Linked DNA regions of Homo sapiens: region 2 is linked to region 1. Evidence: chromatin contacts called from ENCODE Hi-C or POLR2A ChIA-PET data. All regions are on one chromosome and are shown on one strand. Each heading gives the region's core, a stretch centred on a gene start or an enhancer-like site at or near the end of the contact. The rest is flanking DNA. Distances are from core to core; before and after follow the strand shown.

Evidence for each region. Hi-C counts contacts between places; a loop is a spot of excess contacts on that map. ChIA-PET counts read pairs that join two places held with the same protein, here RNA polymerase II (POLR2A). Pooled maps may share reads with other maps.
Region 2: a loop to region 1 is called in a map of Right ventricle myocardium inferior, with 4 times the contacts of the local background. The contact joins two enhancer-like sites. A Hi-C loop is called at or near these places in 4 of 168 maps with a recorded cell type or tissue (PC-3, Right ventricle myocardium inferior, heart left ventricle and 1 more) and 9 of 50 pooled maps. POLR2A ChIA-PET finds 5 or more read pairs at or near these places in 1 of 52 experiments (activated T-cell).

What each region holds. Positions count from the first base shown.
Region 1 is chr6:132,958,340-132,962,779 of GRCh38, reverse strand. No RefSeq gene overlaps it. Among named protein-coding and RNA genes, the nearest start is that of LINC00326, 130 kb to the left of the region's middle. Within about 2 kb of position 1,484, at least 2 of the 41 ENCODE cell types and tissues checked have a DNase peak (open chromatin) inside an H3K27ac peak, as active enhancers do; they include PC-3, where a contact is called at or near this core.
Region 2 is chr6:133,129,507-133,133,957 of GRCh38, reverse strand. No RefSeq gene overlaps it. Among named protein-coding and RNA genes, the nearest start is that of LINC00326, 44 kb to the right of the region's middle. Within about 2 kb of position 2,902, at least 9 of the 41 ENCODE cell types and tissues checked have a DNase peak (open chromatin) inside an H3K27ac peak, as active enhancers do; they include PC-3, where a contact is called at or near this core.

The DNA of each region.
Region 1 (4,440 bases), core at 235-2,734:
AATGTGTACCCTGACATTTCCTAGGTATAGATTAAAGCAATAAAAAAATATTAAAAGGTTACTGAGCTTTTTCCTACCCCTTTCCTTCAATTTAAAAATCATTTACAAAGGAAGCTCTGAAAGTCAGAAGTTAGATTTAAAAAAAAAGGGAGAGAGAGAAAGTAGGTTCTTAATGTTATGGAATGACAGGTAAATATATTTTAACTATTGTGAGTCCTTATAATCCCTCAAATCACGATCATCTACAGGTAAGTTATTAATTAGATTATATTTGCCCTAATTGCATCAGTTCTACTGCTTTTGTTTACAATTATCGTCTTGCTGCGACTTTGGAAGTGTATTGAAACTTTGTAAAAAAAAATTGTCTTTGATTTACTGTAAAAGCATCTACAACATTTTTAATTTAAATGATTTCAAATGCCAAAAGTTTTGACTATGCAAAGAAACTAAGTAAATACAGTATAAAGAAAGAGGAAAAAACCCACAAAACTTTAATTATTCTAAATTACGTTAATTTAGTTTGATATGATTATAACAACTATAACTATTTCCAGGTAGGGCTAAAAGAAAAAAAAAAAGTCATAGGAAAGAGAAAAGTGAATATTCCCTAAAGGAGAAAAACATTTCTTTGCCATGTTTACTTGACTCCTTCTGGCAAAAGGCTGTTAACAGTTGTACCACACGGTTCAACCAGAGCTTGTTTCCAGAAAAAAAATATATATAATTGCATCTCAGAGATTTGGTTTGGAAAATCTGCTTTTGTTTCCAATGCCTTGTCTCTTTTCAACCACGTTTATAAGCATTTTCCAAGGTCTTTACGAGCACTTTGCCTGCCTCTCCACGCTCCTAAATATCACCCTCTCCTCCTTATGGCCAGCCACGTTTTCAGCCTTGGCCAAGGAATAAAACATTGGTTCACCTCAAAGGCTGCCATTAAATTTACCTCATTTATTGACCAGCAGGAGGTGCACCACCCTACTGAGGTCAGCCTTAGCTACAATGCTGCAGAGCCTATTGGCACCCCAGACTGCTACCCTGTTAAATGACTGGCGGGCCCCCTGGGCCAGGTAAATCCTACTGTTGACATATTGGTGGCAATGCCCTTGGAACACCTTTGATCCATTAGTATACTCTCTCCATTCAAGGGTGTATTTTACTGTGTGTTGACTAAAAGCAACCAGGTATAGAGGAGTGAAGGAAACAAAGTGAGCTCCTACTGGAAGAATAAGCCATTTATACTTCTCTGCAGTAGATATCAGGTCTACTAGGACATCAAGTTTAAGGCAAATAAAGCCTTGAGAATTCCACTCTTTGGATAGAACCACCATGGGGCCTCTGCTGCCCTTGAGGTGGTCAGTAGTAAACTGCCTACGAACGTGCAAGCTCACTAAAAGCCATGCTTTCACTGCTGAATGGCCCTTTGGCATGGATTTCTTTGCTTTTCCTCATCATCGCTTTGTCATTCTGTAAAAATGTGAGCTCTGTCAGCACAATGACTATTTAAAACAACCTTGAGTACTTGAATACACTGTTACATAGTAATAGTGCCTGCAGTATCTGCTTGTATTTTTTAAGAGGCTGATAAAAGATCATATTCAATATAAGGGGGCGGGGGGTTTCCTTCTCTTGATGCAATTAAGTACATAAAAATGTGCCAGATGGGAAACGCTAGATATCTGAATAATCATTTTATTCATAGACCGTCAAATGGCATCAGGCAATAATCCCTTAAATGTTCCCACTTTAAACCCTGCAAACACGCCACTCTCAGTCCTGACCTGGAGTGACCAGGTTAGATGGTCAGGGCTCTCAAATCCGAATGCTGATTCAGGCCTTCTTTCTCTGCTGCCAATAATAGTTCGTCTAGGTGCCAAATTTAGTGGTGGTTTCTTATGATGCGGATACCTGTCCAGCAGGAATTGGACTGCGACCACAAGCCATTTTCCTTAAGCCACAGAATAACTGTCAGATGGTAACTGCTGATAGTCACTGCTCGCCAGGCTCAGCAGTTTCCAAGTAAAAGACTTTTGAGCCCCCTATTAATCCCACAATTAAACAAATTTTGTCATTATGTAGAAATTCCCTGGGGTGAAAATTCAATGTTCGATCTTCAATTATTTCAAAACAAAACAAAACAAAAAACAAAACAAACAGAGCAACAACAACAAATTCCCTTCTTTTCTCCCCCATGGCTTGGTCCTTTTCCTCTTACTCTTGTGTTAATGATTTTCCGTTAAGCCACATCAAATTCTGTTGGGCATCAGTGAGAATTAAAGTTTTTCAAATTTCAAGTTTTATTCATGCATCGCATTCTTCTGAGAGCGAAAAGTATTTTTGAAATCTTTCTTGTACAGGTTCTGTCTTGTGTAGGCAGAGTATAATTTTTCTCTCATTTTGTAGAAGAGGGATCCAAGATACCCTCTCTGGAGTAGTACCATGCTAAGCAGAAGGTCATACTAGTAGTAAAGTGCCAAAACAAGAAAGCAAACAAAATCAGAAAGACATTGCATTGCTACTAATCATTTTATGGGATGCTGAGACCTCTATATGTACTTGTATTCTTGAGTTGAGTCCAGCAGACTTGGACAATGTGTTTCAGGTTAAGTGTTAACATGAACAGACAGAAGTTTACTCTGGGTAAGGCTGACTTCCTGAAGTAAATTTCCTAGAAACCCCATATTGTACCAATTTCTGTTTCATTTCCCATAAATGAATAGCAAGCATTGTCATGTATGCTAATACCTAAAAAAAAAGTGTTCCTGAAGCTGCAAAGTAGCATAAGTTCTTAATAGTTAAAACGTTTCAAATAAATATGTAAATATAATTTGTGTATGTATATGCATGCATGTGTGTATGAAGTGTGTATGTGTGTGTGAGTGTGAGTATGAAGGAAAACAGTAAAATATGTTTGTAACTGGAACGATTCACATTTGGACTCTGAAGTCTAAAGCACAGTCAGTGAGGAAAGTAAACAGTACATTAAGCTTCCCCAAAATGCGAAGGAAGACTGTTAACCATTTAGAAGCTACTGTACTTTCCTTTGACTGAAATTGGCAGTCTTTCTTGAAATAAAAAAGCGTCACTATTTTTTATTAGAATAAGCTTGAATCTTCATGACATTTTATCTCAGAAGCAAATGCATAATTGTAAAATTTCTGTATGTAAAGCACCCTGTCTTCCTGACCTTGTAGAATTTCGGAACTGAGGGGCCTTGGGCTTCATGCAGGCTCACTCATTCATCTTACAACAGAAGACTGTGAGGCCCAGATGTGTGGAGAGAACTCTCCAAAATTCCATAGCTTGGGTCAAGACCCTTCAGGTGACAGTGGACTTCAGCCTCTCCACTCTTCCCTCACTGGCTAACTATTTCAACAACATCATAAATGCTAAGATGTTGAGATTTCTCTGTCCCTGTATAACACCCATCTGGCCTCTTTTCTTGCATCTTCCCTGCAGAAAACCCCAATTTTAAAAAATTATGAACAAGCCCACTGGCTCCATATATTCCTAGCTTGTTCCCCAAACTGCTGACTATAATTAATGTCTACTAATACTAAAATTGTCTTAAGCATAGACACCCACAAAAAGTTCTTCAAAGTTCTAAACCATATAATATACATTTTACCTGCCAACACTGGAGTAATGAAACAGGGAAACAGACTGAGTTACCATAGGCCAAACTAGAGAATACATTTCAAGTGTCCTGAAAGTTTGAAGACTAAGAATGGGCTCCAAATGCCCTCTCTTCATCCTCCTCTAGCACACCAAGAGTGTCTTGGAAATCAGTCTGATTTAGAATGAAAAACACAACCAGTTTCTGATAATCATTTCAATTGCTAAGTTTCCTTGGACACATTTTCAAAGTACTTGAATGGAGCCCCACATGCAAATTATCTTCCCTGAAAAGAAAGCCTTTGCCGGCAAGCAAGCTGGCTGTTGAGTTTTTGTGGCAATGGCATAGAGACACAAGGTATTTTTAACATTCTTGTTTTGTTCTTGTCTCAACTGACACTAGTAATTTGAGAGATGTTGAGGGTGTTACTGAATATAAATTTGAAGAAAAATAACTCTTCCATCTATATTATTAGAAGTAGAATGAATATTCAATCAAAGATGAATCAAAAAGCTTAGATTCTGTATATGGGCACTTACCTTCCTGAATACAGACTCTTCCCATGATCCTTTCCTCACATGGAGCATCCACAAGAATCATACTGCAATTTGCAACCAATTGTGCTCTGGATGACAGAAATCTGTCCCCACATTCATTTGAAAGCTACTTTTATAAAATTATTGCATTCAGAGCTAGAGATGACAGCTTTTTTGCAGAAGAGAAAACTGAGGTCCTGAGAGCCAAGCTATTTGCCTGAGGGTAAAGAATAAGTTAAGGCTTCATTTAAAGACCCAGATTCTAAACCGTTAGCTAAGACACCACCTCTC
Region 2 (4,451 bases), core at 1,653-4,152, 170 kb before region 1:
AAAAGTCAGAATAGTGTTATTTTTTGCTGACAGCAATGGCTGGGAGGAGGCTTGAGTGATGCTTATGGATACAGGTAATATTCCATGTCCCAGTCTAGGTAGAAGTTACACAAGTCTATTTTACTTCATTAAAGGAAATCTTGGAACAGTTCCCTTAATATTTGAGTACTTTACTGTATGTGATATTTCATTTACAGAGCTTACAAAAATAAAATGAAGGAACATTCTATAAGACAACTAACCTGGAGTTTTTAAAAAGGCAACATTAAAAAAAACACATGCAAAAAAGCACAACCCACAAAGACCAACCAAATGCAATTAATGCATCTTGACTAGATTGCGGATTAGGGGAAAAATAACTATAAAAACCTATTGGGCTCAAGTGGGGATATATGAATATGAAAGAAATCATAGATTATATCACAAAATTATTGCTAATTTTCTTAGGTGTGATTATTATTGTATGGTTCTTAGGAAATGCTGTATGTTGTATGGTACTTAGTGATAAAGTGTCAGGATGTCTGCCACTTATTTTTAAATGGTCCAGAAAAAACTGTATGGGTATGTCTGTTTGTGTGAGAGAGAGTTCAAGAGTATGTGTAAGAAGAATATGTGAATGTGATTTTGCACGCAAGTGTGAGCGTGTGAGTGTGTGTGGTAATGTGTGAGTGTGTGAGCATGACCCTGTGTGTGAACATGGATGAGAACGTGTGAGTGTGTTGAGTGTGTATGTGAGTGTGCCTGAGAGAACAAACTACAGCAGAGACAAAATTTGAACAAGTGTTAAATTCAGGTGTAGAGTACCTTCTACTTTTCTTTCAATATTTTTGTATTTAAAAAAAAGTTTCCAAATAAAAGGGGGACTTTAAAAGAAAACTAAGGCAGAAAAAGTAAAAAAAAAAAAAAAAAAAATGATCACTTGACCCAAATCTCAGGCCTTGAGCTTCCCGCTGAACTGCTCTGAGGCCCGAGGTGAAACTGAGAGCTGCGGAAGAATGTGGAAATAATGGGCCCAAGCCGCCGGATGAGTTATATTCTTCACACACAGGGCTCCTGAACACTCACCGTCCTCAATTTTATTTTTATATGGCACACATTTAGAAAATTTAGGAGCGTCCTGGAAAGTTGTAACAGCTGGTCTGCGAGTGTTGGGCCCCGGGGCTGGGGCTGGTTGAATGTCTGAGGAATTCGGAGGCCTCTGAGAGAAGCATGTTTCAGAGAAAGGCCCTAAACTGCCTGGGAGCCCACAGTGTGAGAAACAAGCCACTGGACGGGCCCTGACAGATGTTATGAAAGGGTGGTGTTAAGTGCCTTTTTCAGGATATTAAACCAGCATCCTAACTGGCAAAAAATGAATTGTCACTGACATTATGTCGGCCCAGCAGAGACCCTCTCTGCTACTTTCTGTGATCTGGGAACCATTATACACAGGCGATCGATAATGCTCCTGGGCTGGAATCTAAATAATGATTTCTAATAAAACCTACTTTAGACTGTTCGGGCCAGAGGATAGAGACAAGTCACAAAACATAATTGTCCTTACAGCCGCCCTCCCTCCCTTTCTCTCTTTTTTAAAGACCTGAATAATAGAAGAGAGATCTGGCGATAACACATTTAAAAAAAAAAAAAAAAAGCCTTTTGGTCCTGGCCAATCTGCTTAGCTAATGGCTGTAAACCGACACCCCTAATGAAATAAAAATGTCTCAGTTCAAGTGCATAGCTGCACAATTGTTAACAACACTGAACTCTGGCTACAATCCTGGTGATGGGTACTAAGTAACACACTGACAATTTCCCATGGCTTCCTCCCTGGCCCCTGCCTGTTGAAAAGCAAATAAAAGAATCCTGCCCAAAATTCAGGGACAGTAGCATCAGGGGTTTTGGTCAGTGAAACAGCAGGCTTTATCATTTTTATCTCTTTTCTCTGCTTGTGCAAGCGGACTGATTATTTTTCATTTCAAATCCCAAGGCCCATGGCTGATCATTGGCAAGGAGTGTTCTGTCTTGCCCGGTGCTTTTTTTAAAAGGCGCAGATGAGTTAGAGACACAGAGAAGTGTACATCCTTCAGCCTTTCCCGGCCCCTCCTTCTGCCCTTGGCCTCCTAGTGTTGCCCAGCTCCTCTGAGCCCTGTCCAAATGTGCTAAGACTGGAGGGCTGTGGTTAAAATGGGTTCCCCTGGCTCTCCTGCACAGCTTGCAGTTGTCTGATTTCAATCAGTGGCAGTTCCCTCCACATGTCCAACCATCAATCTTCCAGCGCCCCTGGATGAGTGAGGCACAACACGGGGCATGTTCCAGTTAAAAAATAGCCTTTGCCACAGCTTTCCCTCCTCAGCCACCGATAAGTATGCCTTTGATATTTTTATTAAAAAAGAAAGAAAACCCATTGGGGAATATGTTTCATTTCTTAGAGCCCAGACCAAAGCCCCCGAAGTTGAAGAGGATTGAGGTCTGTTGAGAGCGAAAACAGAGAAGAGGGCTGAGTTCTACCTTTGAAATTCCAGAGTTTTGCCAGGTAGAAAAGGCCCACTCTCCAAAAAACAGAATCTTTGCAGTCTCTTAAAGGATTTCCCATGATATTGATGGGCCTCAGCATTTTTCCACAAGCAGCAAACCAACATCACAATCTGCTGCCTCTAACCAGGAATGTGCAACATGATTTTGAAGGACATAAAATTTGGAAATAAATTGTGGTCCCCACGGTTTTAGCTTTTCTTCTTCATATGCACTGATGGATTTTATAGCACCTCAGATAGACTCACTCTGTCTCCTGTGTCATTGCACACCCAGTGGCAGGAAGGCAGAGAGGGTGGTGGTTGGGAGCATGTGGGAGGTGGGGACGTGTCTCTCCAAAGCAGGGCTCTCCTGGCTGGGCTCCTGGAGATGCCTGCCCACTTAGTCACTCCAGGAGACTGCACAGTAAACATTCTGTAGCCAGGTTCTGGTGCCTGTTTTAAAACAGGCTGTTCCAATTCACTTATGCTCAAGGGGCCCACCTACCTTCCTGGCAGAGTTACCAGAGAACTCTCTGGAGGTGCAGGGATGTAGACACTACAATCTCTGCACCTTTTGTTAATCTTTAAAGCTAAGGAGAGTCTGGCCTGGGTGAAGTTTATTCCAATCAGATTTTTAAATGAGGTCACTTGTCCATTGCTGGGAGGGACTTTTAAGTTATCAAGTCTTGTACCTGGCAACCTAAAAAAGGAACTTAAAGTTAAAAAGGGCCTATCTGCATCCCACCCCATCATGCCTGATATTCTTTGGGAGCTGCAAAGTCATCTGCTGTCCTTCTGGTGTATAAGGCCTTTTACTAGTGGCTCCAGTGCCAAAAACCTATAAAGGAACGTTGGGGAGCTAAGGAGGGAGTGTTTCTAAGTGGTATGGTGTGGTAATTTGGGATGAACAAATCTGTGGGTCAGGGAGGCAATTCTATTTTGGAAAACCTTAGAATTAGAAATAACAGAAAAGAACCTGGAATTTGAAGAAGCTGCCAGAACTTGTTCTAGGCATCTGGTACTGTGTATGCTTGGGATAAGGTTTCAGGAACATGGCTACCCTTCTGCCATGTATGGGTCCACAGACAATATTTGCAGAAGGTGGCATCCCCAAGATCTGAAGAAATGACTCATGTTAGAATGGGGGAAAGCGAGTCCTATCAGTTCCAAAAGGGGCATGAAGGAAGCAACATTTTCAGCAAGTACAGTTTTCATGGACAGACTGAATCCTGTGGCTTCCCCTAGTTGCTAGCTTGCCAGATTTTACAAAATTTTACTAGCTCTTAAATTTTAAGCTGTTGAATTGTATTATATTTTATTATTTATTTTATTTTATTTCATTCTGAGACAGGGTCTCACTCTGTCACCCAGGCTGGAGTGCCTTGATGCAATCATAGCTCACTGCAGCCTTGACCTCGTAGGCTCTAGTGATGCTCCCACTTCAGCCTCCAGAGTAGCTGGGACTACAGGCATGCACCACCATGCCTGGTTAATTTGTGTATTTTTATTTTCACAGAGATGGGGTCTCCCTATATTGCCCAGGCTGGTCTCGAACTTCTGAGCTCAGGCAATCTGCCCACTTCAGCCTCCCAAAGTGCTGAGATTACAGGCATGAGCCACTGCACCCAGCCTAAATTGCTGAAAGAATGAATGAACACAATTGTTGTTTGTGTTGATATTGATGATTGTGATGCCTGTGGTTTATGACATAACAACTAGACTAGAATAAAAAATGATTCATTCACTCAACAGATATTTTTGGAGAGGCTACCATGTGTTAAACACAGGTCTTAGAGGCAGAGATACAATAGAGAAGATATAGCACTGGCACTTCATGTAGTTTACATGCTAGAGGAGGAGACATACAAGTAACTAAATGGAAAAGGAAAACATACTTTGTTAGATACCGACTGATAAATACTACTACAGGTGGTTAGGGATGGCCCTTCTGAAAAG